4 separate regions of the Homo sapiens genome follow, and regions 1, 2 and 3 are each linked to region 4. The links are chromatin contacts, found by Hi-C or POLR2A ChIA-PET in ENCODE. All regions are on one chromosome and are shown on one strand. Each heading gives the region's core, a stretch centred on a gene start or an enhancer-like site at or near the end of the contact. The rest is flanking DNA. Distances are from core to core; before and after follow the strand shown. Region 1 holds the start of LINC02551 (long intergenic non-protein coding RNA 2551). Region 2 has its middle 34 kb from the start of LINC02551. Region 3 holds the start of LINC02873 (long intergenic non-protein coding RNA 2873). Region 4 overlaps LOC105369575 (a long non-coding RNA gene).

Region 1 (2,700 bases), core at 110-2,609, 120 kb after region 4:
ACAGTGCAGTGTCTTTCACAGAGTGAGTGTGCTGGGTACTAGTGATACTAAGCTGGGTGATAAACCCTGCTAGAGAGGTGCGGCCTGCATGGAGTGGAGAGTGTGTGACAAGGTGAAGCAGCCCAGACAGAAGTGCCAGCACCACCATCCACTAATTGGGTGACCTCAGCCATGCACCCGAGCTCTGGGCCTCATCTTTCCCATCTATAACATGTGGGCATGTACCTTTGTTTTGGCAAATAAATGACAATATATGCTTTTAGAAACTGGTGGCTACTAATCTTATGTAAAGAATGTGTGTATTTATCTTGCCAAATAAATATATGGTTGCTCTTCAATTTCGGATCATGACAAGTCGATATCATAACGAATTTGTTGTATTTCTTGGTCAGGGAAGAAGGAGAGAGAAAAAAACCAGTGCCTAGTGATGACGCCAAGTCAAGGTAAAACCTGGCCAAGGGTGGACCTGGCTCCAGTGTCTCTTCCAGTTCTCCTTCACCCTGGGGATTACTCATTTATCTCTATGAATGCAGATTTATGGACCTATAAATGAATATATGTGTTAGGGCCACCATTGCTTGTTGTAACTCCACAAAGCATGTTGACCACAAAACCTATTGAGGGCCATAGGGGCCCAGCCTGCAACGCAGCCCATCTGCTCCCTGCATCCTCATCCACCGCCTTCCTTACCACCGCCCACCCACATGCCAGCACTGCCGCGCGGCCTCTGCTCCGGCCGTCCCTTGGCCTACACTGCCTTTTCCTAATCTTTCCCAAGTTGACTCCTAACACCTTTTAAGACTGCCTAGAATCACCGGGAAGGCTTCGCTGGCCCACCCCTGCCCGCCCAGCTTCCCCAGGCTGGGGGAAGTCCTTCTTCTGGGGGCTTCCGTGTGCACCTCTGTGCCTCCACGTCCCTCCTCACACGGTGACTTTCCGATGATGCGCCTGCCTCCCCTGTCCATGGATAATGAATTCACCCAGGACAGGGCTTTGTCTTTTTCATTCCTGAATCCGAAGCTTACCTGCTACTAGAGAATTTGTGAATTTCCGTTGAACACGTGGAAGACCTAGGAAGCTGTGGGGGAGAAAGAATGAATGACTTTCTTCAAGGCCTCCTGGCAAAGCAGCAGTGCAGCGGGAACCGGAGCCGGAGGACGCTGGCTCCTCACCTAGAGCCCTCCCTTGGGTCAGGGTGGCTCTTCTCTCCCATACCTAGCGTCCGGCGCTTGGCTTTGTTTCCCGGAGTGGGTGGCACTGTTTGGCCGCCACAGGCACAGCATCGCCCCTAGGCATCGCCCTCCGCACCCGGGGATGCGGCGTCCCCAGCCTTGCCTTTCTTGATGGCTAAAGCAACAGCGCCACCTTCCGGCCTCAAGGCCACCGGGCGTGGCCGGACTTGGGAGACCTTGGGCGCCCTCTTGTGGAATTTCAGAAGTTGGGCTGCGAAAATGACTCCGTTATCCCCAGCTGACCATGAGGCCCGCTGGGCACTTCCACCTCTGAGGTTTGAGTGGTTCAGTGGGCCTGTGCAGGGAAACCCAGCCTAGAAAGCAAGCCTTTATAGCTACCTTGGTGTAGAAGATCAGAGGCATATGAGGTGAGAAACAGGTGACATGTCACGCTCCCTGGAGACAAAATGTCCAGAAAGCTCCTCTAGGCAGCAAATAAAGAAGTTATGAAAAGGAACCGTGGAGAAAAAAGAGGTGAAGGGAAAAGAAAGGGAATGTTATTCTGACCCACATGCCTCACCGCCAGGGCTGAAGTCACTACTAACAAGGCCATTTAGGAAGAGCAGGCTGGAGTTGACAGCCTTTCCCCAGGAGTCCTCTGGTTTCCAGGTCCCCCGGTTTGAAGCACTCAGGAACACACTCAGCCCCTGAATCTTCACTCAGTTCCGTGGTGTTACTGGCAATCGTTGGATATCCCTGGCTGGGGCTCAGCCTCAGCTCCGGTGTCAGCTACATAAGAATCTCAGCATCTTGGGAACGTGAGCTCAACTTGAAATACACTTCCCTGAAAGGATTACTTTGTTTTGGGACAAGGCTCATATCAATCTGTCCTGCCAAGAGATTACTGCTGTTAAACTGTTGGTTTTCACTGCTGTCAAACATAATCTTACAAGGAGAGAGAGGGGCAATCACCCTCAACACCCAGCTGCAAGAGAAGACTTTTGACTGGGCAGGACTTTTCCTGGCACTCTCTGGAGAATAAAAAAGGAATATGTAGAATGGCTGTTGTGTGATTAATGCTTACACCCACAGTGCGGCTGAGCCATTCCCAGGGGTGCACTGAGTGGGATCCCTCTACATGCAACGACCCTGCTGGCATTTCACAGGTGCCTGTGGAGAAGGCCCATTGAAGACCTGGGGCTGAAAGTGCAGCTCAACTTTGCACATATGCTTGGATTTCCTCTCTATTCCAAGGCAGACAGTCCTCAGGGTTTGGCCTAACACACAAAGGATGGGAAGAATAAAGAAACGATGTTCCAACAGTATTTCTGCAGATCTAAGCTACTGAAGGGATGCTGGACCAACCACGATAGATGCTTCCTTTTCCGCAGTGCCTCGAAAAACACTTAGGAGTGTGAAGGAGTGAAATTTTATGCTATTGGCCTTGTTCTCATTTACTTTTGATTATTATAAAATTATTCTAACGCAAAACCCATAAAAAATTGGTAACTCAGAATCTCGCCAGATG
Region 2 (2,700 bases), core at 10-2,509, 89 kb after region 4:
GCCTTTGAGGTACAGACTTTGAATCCACAGAAGTGTGTGTGTATCGCCCCACTTGATCCCAGCTTGCTTTCCTTCATCCCTTTATTCATTCATCTGAAAGTCCTCATGGGAATTTGTTTTGTGACTGTTACTGGGGACACAGCAGTGTACAAGACAGGCACGTTTCTTCTTCTCTTGGAGCTTTCGACTTGGTATCAGCCCATTTGCCTCTGTGAGGAGAGACAGTCGAAGCACCCATGAGTCGTTCTACTCTCAGAATCCAGCTCTGCCCGTGGTCTGACGAAGGCTGAGCCCCAGAGCTGCCACGTGGAGAGGCTGCTTGTCCACAGGCACAACTCCTGCAGGGCACAGCAGAAAGCGAGGAGGCATGCTGCTGGAGAAGGCCTAGCAGCAGTAACCGCCACCCTGCCAAACCTGGCCTAACATGGAAAAGACCCAGGCAGCCAACGGCCTCCTGAATTAGGTTGTTTGACAAAGCAATGAATGTAGCCTGGAGAGAAGCAGGCTGGAACTGCAGGGCATGCTACAGCTATCTTCAAAGATCTGAAGGAGGTCATAGAGGGGGCATGGTGGAGGTATGTACAGCGGCTCCAGAGGACACAGTTTGCAATGCTTGCTGGAAGTTATAGAAAAAGGAATTTGGGCTTACTGTAAGAAAAAATTACATGAAACATAGTAATGAGCTCCCTGTTCTTGGAGGCAGACAAGCAGTGTCTGCACCAACCTGCTAGTTAGTGATGGCACAGAAGAGGTGGCTGCACTGTATGAAGCTGGGCCTGCACGGTATCCCATGCTCCTTCCAATTTTAATACTTTATGATTCTGTAAAACACCGAGAAACTTTATTTTTAAAGCCACAAACCACTTATTTTTAATTTGGGTGTTCCTTTCCCATATTATTATTATTTTTTGTGGTGTGGGAAAAAATGTTTCCAAGGCCCTTCCCTTCTTTGCTGCCTCTGAAAAGCCAGACCTGGGCACGTTTTCACATGAATATTTTACCCTAGAAACTCCGGGCAAACGGGGTCCAGTGCCTTATACACTGGGAAACTGCACAGCTCTGAGCCCCTGAGAAGTGCGTAGTGTTATCTCCAGTTTATTGTTCATTCTTAGAAGGTACTCTGATGATTATTTAACTATTTTCCTGTCTTGGTTTGAAGAGGCAGGAATTAAATGTCAGTGAGTGTGTGTAACAAGAACTATGTAACCCTGCCCTTTGGGAAGAGTGTGTGGGGGGAAGCTAAAATTACTTAGATCATGTAGGGCTGCGCTTTGAGGTTCTCTGGAGCAAGGCTTGTGATGCCTGGGACAGCAGAGCTGGCAACAGCGGGCCCAGTGCCCTCAAGCCCCTGCTTCCTGCCTGTTTCTCTGGAAGTCAGCTGAGCTTCATGGCCACCCTAGAGCACAGCCTTGGAGCCCCTCTCCGCACACGTGGGTGTGCTGCCTGTCTCGGGTTAGCCATGGCCCATGAAGCTATCTCTGACTCCTGAGCAGCCAGACGTGGGGTGGGGTGGGGTGGCAGGGTGGGAAACCTCCCAGTCACCAACAGTGACCTTGGTGAGGCGCTGGGGGTGAGTCAGATCCTCCTCACAGACTACACACGGCTGCCACCTCCTGGAACTTGCCATAACCCAGGCAACTCTCAGATCCTGGGCCTTCACTTGTGATGTCAGGGATGGGGGCATTGCAAAGGAGGGAGGCGGGGACAATGGCTGGATGTTACCTGCTCTCTACTCTGGAAACCCAAGGCTGGAGGCTGCTGCAGCTCTGGGCGCCCTGGGGGCTTCTGCCAGCCCCGCCTGGCTTCCCTCTTGGAACAGAATGGAATCCTCACAGGTTTATAAAACCAAGCCTGATTTCAGGAAAGGGGGTGTCCTTTGGGGCACCTTTGATTTATCCTGCCATCCTCATCCACATCATGCCCCACAAGAAGCCCTTTCTCTCTGAGCCGAGGTGCTGTCACAAGCTGTTCAGAGGCCCCCATGCCCTAGTACCTCTGAGACAAGCAGTTGCTGTGGCAAAGGAGAGGCACCAAACAAAGACACTGGCCCTCTCTAAAGACTCTTGGTGACTCTAGAGCCAGAAGTCAACAGTGGGATGGACAGATCATCTCCAGCTCCTGTCTTCAAAACGCACCTGTGTTTTAACGGCTCCCCAGGGAAGGAGATCCAGTCACTGGCTAACATTCTGCGATGGTGTCTGATAGCCCTCACCAGCTCCAGAATGTTCCTATCCCTCTTAGGCTTTCTTTTTGTATCTTCATCACTCTGACGTTGGTGCGCTTTCAGGCCCTGTTTGCTGCAACCCTGACTGGAACCTCCACATTTAAGTTCCTAATGAAATCTTCTCTTTGACTTTTGCTCATTTATAAAACTTTGTGCCAGCTCTTGGGGTCCAGAGAAATCAGTTTCTAGACCAAATGCCAAGTGCCATCTCCCAAATCTGCAGGTGAGGGTAGTCACTAAAATGCCAAGTGACCTGTCTGCAAGCCGACAGCTGAGGGTGACCTTGCTGGCTGGGCTAGGCCAAATGGGCTCCGGCGTTCAGTGTGTCTCATTTCTCTGCTATTTGACCTGGTTCACATTTGGCTGCGGGGATTGAGCCCAGGCAGTGGGCCCAACTCAGCGGTGTCCTCTGGCCTCTGCACAAGATCTTTATCATGAAGCTAGGCAAGGGCTGTATAATCCTTTCCGTTACTTCA
Region 3 (2,700 bases), core at 200-2,699, 66 kb before region 4:
GGAAAAATACACTCTACCAGCCAACTGAGATCTACCAAGTGCATCATGGCCAAGTAAATATTGAACTCCCTGCTCCTGACGTTTTTGTGAGAATTGGTTTATATAAGGGGCAGAGCTGTGGAGTGAGGAGGGATGGGTTTGAAGTGCAATTAGACTAGCATCCCTTCCTATTTAACAGTCTTTCTGTACCCCATGAAAGTAAACTCACCAAACTTCTAGGTGGGAACCACTTTCCATGTCTCTGCTATCTATGGGAACTTTACTTATTTGTTTAATAAATATTTTTGGGCACCTAATATGTGTCAGACACTGGCTTAAATACTGGTCAATATGCATATGTTCACGTGATTTGCCAAAAAATCAGTTTCATTTATACGGTTCTTGGCCCCACCTTGAGCTCCATGCTGGGCTGAATCCTCCCTGTCATCCAGTTTATGGCTCCCACAATTTGAGAAAAGGTTGGGAGGTGATTCAGAGACAAAGAAGTGGTTAAAAGGCTGGCTGTGTCTGTTGAGGAATTACAGAGAACACCCACTGGGGCTGTCTTCTGAGGGAGAATCAGCATGAGGTGCATGTCTCATCTAGAAAAAGGGTCTCATACAGATTTTCAGAGCTTGGTTCTCCAAGTCCACGCGGCATAGAGAAGTGTCAGGCGTGAGGGAAACAGGTGAGACGTGGCAGAGCACTTCCTGACATACCTGCTGTCTCCCACCGAGTGAGGGGTGGTTCCCGGACCCACCCTGTGACCGGGCACTGGCTGCCTTGCCATGTGTGTGCTGGCACCTTGGGCTTCAGGGCCTGGGGAATTGTCATGGCAAATCCCTACCTGATAAAACTGCTGGGGGGAAAACAGGCTTTGATGCACATTCCCAGGACTCACTGCTGAGGATTGTGATTTTTTCCTGTGAGCTGTTGGCAGAAGCAGGCTCTATGACTAACCTCAGAAGGGCAAGGGAGCTTTCTGTTAACTGATCGCCTGCAGAGGATCAGAGAGGAATTCCTGCTGGACTCCCTGCTCTGGTCCACCCTGGCCTCGTTTTCCATCTCTGGATCCTTCCAGCCGTGCAAACATACACAGTGTTGCCATGGCGACTCTGGGACAGACACATGCATGAGAGAAAAGCGTGAGGCAAAATCTCTCCTCTGATGATTTGCTGGGAGGGAAGGAGGCCTTGAACAGGTTTCAAAAGCACCTTGTTTCACCCCCTGATTTTCACATGAGAGCGGCTACCCCAGCCATAAACACAGTGGCCTCTTTTCTTCTGCTTTGCTTGCTGAGGCGACTGCAGCTCTGGGAGACCTGAAGAGGCTCCAGGATGAAAGAGCCTCCCACCCTTAAACCCACCCATAGAATGGGTTGCCAGTCATCAGGTGGGGACACCATTGGATGGTGGATGATCAGGGCTGTCCCTGGTTATTAAACTCATTATGCTTTCACCAGGACCCCTCACTTGTCCTTGTGAGTTTCTGACATGGTCCTCCTCTGTCTCTTCCTCGCCAGCTTGGCTGCCACCCCTCGGGCTGGGGTCACTGGGGCATGGCCCACCAGCGGCCTCTCCATTCTGGCCCAGCTCCAGCCGTCCTGTGAGCTCAGGTGGACTCAGCTTTCCAGGTCATCTTGGAGGGATCTGGTCATGACCACATCACTCTGGAGTCTGGCTTATTTCCAGCATTTTTCCCAGGTGAAATCAGGCTTAAATGAATATTATGCAGTGACAGGAAAAACAGCTGCTGCCTGAAGAACACACACAGCAGAAGAGAAATGATGGTGGCGATGGAGGTGGGGTAGATGTTCAGTGGGAGGCCCTGGAGGCGGGGGTGGGGTTGGGGGAACAAGGGTAGGGTTTGTCAGCCCCCACCATGCTGGGTGTGTCCCAAATGCCTGTTCTGACTACTTGGTAATGTTTTTTGGGTGCTGTGCTGAGAAAGCCTGCGAGGCTGCATGAGGTTCCGCAGTAGAGAGCCCTGGTGCTCCATGACCAATGCCTGTGACTGGTGCAGCAAGAGGGACGTTCCTCTGCTGAAATGAATGAGTGCATCTTCCCTGAAGGTGGGTGTGGAGAAAGTCCATCACCAGGGTCCTGTTTGGAGGAGAAGCAGCAGATCTGAATGAATCAACTTTCATCAAGTCACCCCATGGTTCTAGGAGAGCCAGTCCACTTTGTCATCAAGCTCCAAATTCCCTGGCTGGCACTTTCGGCCTCTGCTTTGACCTGGCTCAGAGAAATTTCAGCTCCTGTTCTCAGCATGCCCCTCCTGCTGTGGTAGGGCATGTTGCCTTCTTGGTCCTTGAAGGTAGCACCCAACACCTGTTTCCATGCTCTAGTCCAAGGCCTGCTCTCCTTCCTCTGGCTTCCTGACATCCCTTGCATTGAAGGCCAAGTTCAGGACCATGTCCTCCACACACCTTGTGGACAGCTCCACCCGTGGTGGTCTCTCCTCTTCTGCCCTTTTCTCTGTAGTCTGTGCATTCCAGATCAGCACATGAGCTCTCTCCCCTGGCCTCCTTTGTGTTAGGCACAGATGGGAATCCAGGGCAGAGATGATGTTCTGCCCTTACTACCTTGCAGCAGACAGGATCAGACTTGTGGGACCTGCTTGGTTACCTACCACCTGCTGAGATTCTATTTTCTTTTATAATTTTATATTGTACATGTAGCACACTCTTGGTTGCTTACCCAGTGTGCGTTCCTCTTCTCT
Region 4 (2,700 bases), core at 99-2,598:
AATTAAATGGACTGTTGTGCTGGGCTGGGGCCACAGTCCATAGTTTGCTGCTGCTTGTCTAGATCCTGCGGGGCCTGAGCAAGTGAGCTGGAAATAAGGTGGCTGTTGAGGGGGCTGAGGAGCAACAGGAAGTGAGAAGGGAAGGGAGATGGGTGCAGCACCACTACAATGCCACTTCCTTCCTGGGGTGAACTCACTTAGACTTTGAATAGGTTCTCTGCAGAGATGACTGAGACACTTGGAGCCATGCGCCTGCAGAGACACAGTGGGGGACCATGTTAGAAATGGGAGTAACAAGTCATTCATTCTTACTATATGTTTCGTTATTGCATGGCAAAGGCTTTGAAAAGAAAGCTGAGTCTTTTATTTTCCTGTGAATCAGCTCCGAGCCCCTGGAACAATGTTGTTCATTCTGCGGATGCTCAGCAAGCCCTTGCTGACTGTCTTTATTTCTTCACCTGCAATAAGATCCCCCCAGGCCCATATGGAAACGTAAATGTTCTTGAGGGACTAATTCAGTGAGACTCTTCCAGGGGAAGTTCAGTCCTCCTGGGAAGTGATTACACACTGATGGAATTTTTGCACACTGGATGGAAAGATGATCTTTGCCTCTTGGCTGTGTCACAGTAATAAGTGGGAGACTGATTATTTCTAAGAGTGCAGCTCTTCCCGGCACTGATAAGAATGGAATGCAGCGCTACCATGGAGATTCGGGTCACTAATTAGTCCCAGAAGCCTCTAGGCCTTGAATCACTGTTATATTAATTATGCATCAAATTAGAATGTTTGCAAAGGCTCAGAGCCAACTGTACTGCAGAACCCGGTGACAGCATGGAGAGATCAAGGAGTGTCCCGCCCAGCACACTGCAGGGACCAGCAGACAAATCCACGCGGCCTGCCTGAGCGTGCAGTGACCCCGCCTGATCTCTGATACAGCTGTTCGCAACTCCTGCCAGAGAGCTTGTTATCGGCACAGGGTGGACAAAAGAAGGAAAGGAAGAGAACGATGGCTTCCCCTCAGTTCCATAATCTAAGCTCTACTGCGGTAATATCCAGCTGAGAAAAGACACAGGACAATCATTTGGGCACTTTATTTCCATGGTAACAAATAGAAGATTCTTCCAGATGTTTGCTAACATCGTGGAGGTAACATGTCTGGACCGTTGTCTGATATTCAGTTTTTATAGCTGGGGAGACATGGCTTTAGCTTTGGGTAAACTATTCTATCTCTTCCTCCTCTTCCTCTGCCTCCTTCTCCTTCTTGTGTTCTCCATGAGCATAAAACCAAAATATACTTGATGCTTTGTTGTAAAATAAACAGATGATAAATAGCAGTCTCTGTGACTGTTGGGTTATAATTCCATCGAGGGCTGGGGTTGAAGTCATAAACCACAAGAAGTGAAGCATGACCCACAAATAGCCTTCAGGATGGAATTACAGCCCCATAATTCAGAGTAGCCCTTTGAAAAAATAATTCCTAAACCTAGCTATAATTTGGGGAAAGAGCCACGACAGTGGTGACGTCTTCTCTAATCAGTTCATCAGTAGACAAATTACTCCCCTTCGTTATTCTGATGATATTTATTAACGTTGGGGTGAGCACCCAATCTGTTTTCTAGGAGGTTACTGTTGAAACCAGGTAGCAGTCGCCCAAACAGAACCAAAGAAAGGGAAACTGGAGTCTCACAGTAAGAAAGTTCTCACCACAGATGAAGGTCAATGAGCATGAGGTGAGAAGAGACATTCATTACTTTGGAACTGATGAGAAATATTGATTCCTGACCACAGGAGTAGTGGCCGAGTTTGTTTTGCGTGGAGTGTGGCATAAATTCCGTCCCTGTTCTGCATCTTACTACTTCTCTAAATGTCTTTGCTATTTTCAAAACTGATTCTGCTTGATCTCATAATTCATTAAAGCAAGTTGATCTCATGCACCCCAAGAGTTATGAGAAGCTTTTTCATGATGGTTCTTGCATGATGAAAATAAATTCTCATTTATTACAGAGAAAATAAACCGAACCCAACAATTCTGTAGAAGGTGAATGTTTAAATGGCAGTTTCTTGTGATCATAAATTAAACCATCAAAATCCCATAAGGTTTCTCTGCAGCCTAGATATTAAATAAAACAACAAACATGCAAGGACTGGCAAGTGGTAAGGGCTTAATACATGGTCATTCACTACCATAATTTGTACCATAAAATTCAGAAATTCTTTACATGCTTTGTGTGTTATTATCTACTTTGTCAATGACGCTGAAGACATGAGGAGAACAAGGGTCTCATCTGACGCATTATGCCTTTCCACATAGACAATGTAGAATATTATTTAAAACAGAGTCTACAGCATGAAGAAAATAGAAGCAACAGAAAACAACAAGCTAATATATAAACTATTAAGGCAAAATGGACAAAGAATATGATCATTTAAAAGTCGAGCTTATTGAGGTATAATTTGCAGATATGCTTTGTGTTTAATTTGCTCCTTCTTTCCTAGTTTAAGGTGGAAACTTAGATCATTGATTTGAGATATGTCTTCTCTTTCAAACACAAATATATAAAAGTGTGAATTTTACTCTAAGTACTGTTTTGGCAACAACACACACATTTTGATATGTTAGGTTTTTATTTTTGCTTTGGTTCAAACTATTTTCTAATTTTTCTTGTGATTAAGTTTGAGAATTTAACAATAGAAAACAGA

Evidence for each region. A loop is a pair of places that touch in the nucleus more often than their neighbours do. ChIA-PET counts read pairs that join two places held with the same protein, here RNA polymerase II (POLR2A). Pooled maps may share reads with other maps.
Region 1: a pooled map shows a loop between it and region 4 (5-fold over the local background). The contact joins the promoter of LINC02551 here to the enhancer-like site in region 4. A Hi-C loop is called at or near these places in 1 of 168 maps with a recorded cell type or tissue (right cardiac atrium) and 1 of 50 pooled maps. POLR2A ChIA-PET finds 5 or more read pairs at or near these places in 1 of 52 experiments (Panc1).
Region 2: a loop to region 4 is called in a map of IMR-90, with 2.8 times the contacts of the local background. The contact joins two enhancer-like sites. A Hi-C loop is called at or near these places in 5 of 168 maps with a recorded cell type or tissue (IMR-90, Right ventricle myocardium inferior, endothelial cell of umbilical vein and 1 more) and 5 of 50 pooled maps. POLR2A ChIA-PET finds 5 or more read pairs at or near these places in 1 of 52 experiments (BJ).
Region 3: a loop to region 4 is called in a map of Right ventricle myocardium inferior, with 2.4 times the contacts of the local background. The contact joins the promoter of LINC02873 here to the enhancer-like site in region 4. A Hi-C loop is called at or near these places in 7 of 168 maps with a recorded cell type or tissue (Right ventricle myocardium inferior, cardiac septum, endothelial cell of hepatic sinusoid and 4 more) and 6 of 50 pooled maps.

The regions. Positions count from the first base shown.
Region 1 is chr11:130,860,751-130,863,450 of GRCh38, forward strand. It overlaps LINC02551 (long intergenic non-protein coding RNA 2551), which reads right to left and starts at 1,360. Exons shown (of 6, transcript NR_125383.1): 1 at 1,216-1,360; 2 at 1,026-1,078. RefSeq lists enhancers at 721-1,221, 1,222-1,722.
Region 2 is chr11:130,826,374-130,829,073 of GRCh38, forward strand. No RefSeq gene overlaps it. Among named protein-coding and RNA genes, the nearest start is that of LINC02551, 34 kb to the right of the region's middle. RefSeq lists enhancers at 1-275, 276-854. Within about 2 kb of position 1,260, at least 8 of the 41 ENCODE cell types and tissues checked have a DNase peak (open chromatin) inside an H3K27ac peak, as active enhancers do; they include heart right ventricle, where a contact is called at or near this core.
Region 3 is chr11:130,671,507-130,674,206 of GRCh38, forward strand. It overlaps LINC02873 (long intergenic non-protein coding RNA 2873), which reads left to right and starts at 1,450. Exons shown (of 3, transcript NR_164144.1): 1 at 1,450-1,682.
Region 4 is chr11:130,737,448-130,740,147 of GRCh38, forward strand. It overlaps LOC105369575 (a long non-coding RNA gene), which reads left to right. Exons shown (of 4, transcript XR_007062954.1): 4 at 1-1,934. Among named protein-coding and RNA genes, the nearest start is that of LINC02873, 66 kb to the left of the region's middle. Within about 2 kb of position 1,349, at least 8 of the 41 ENCODE cell types and tissues checked have a DNase peak (open chromatin) inside an H3K27ac peak, as active enhancers do; they include heart right ventricle, where a contact is called at or near this core.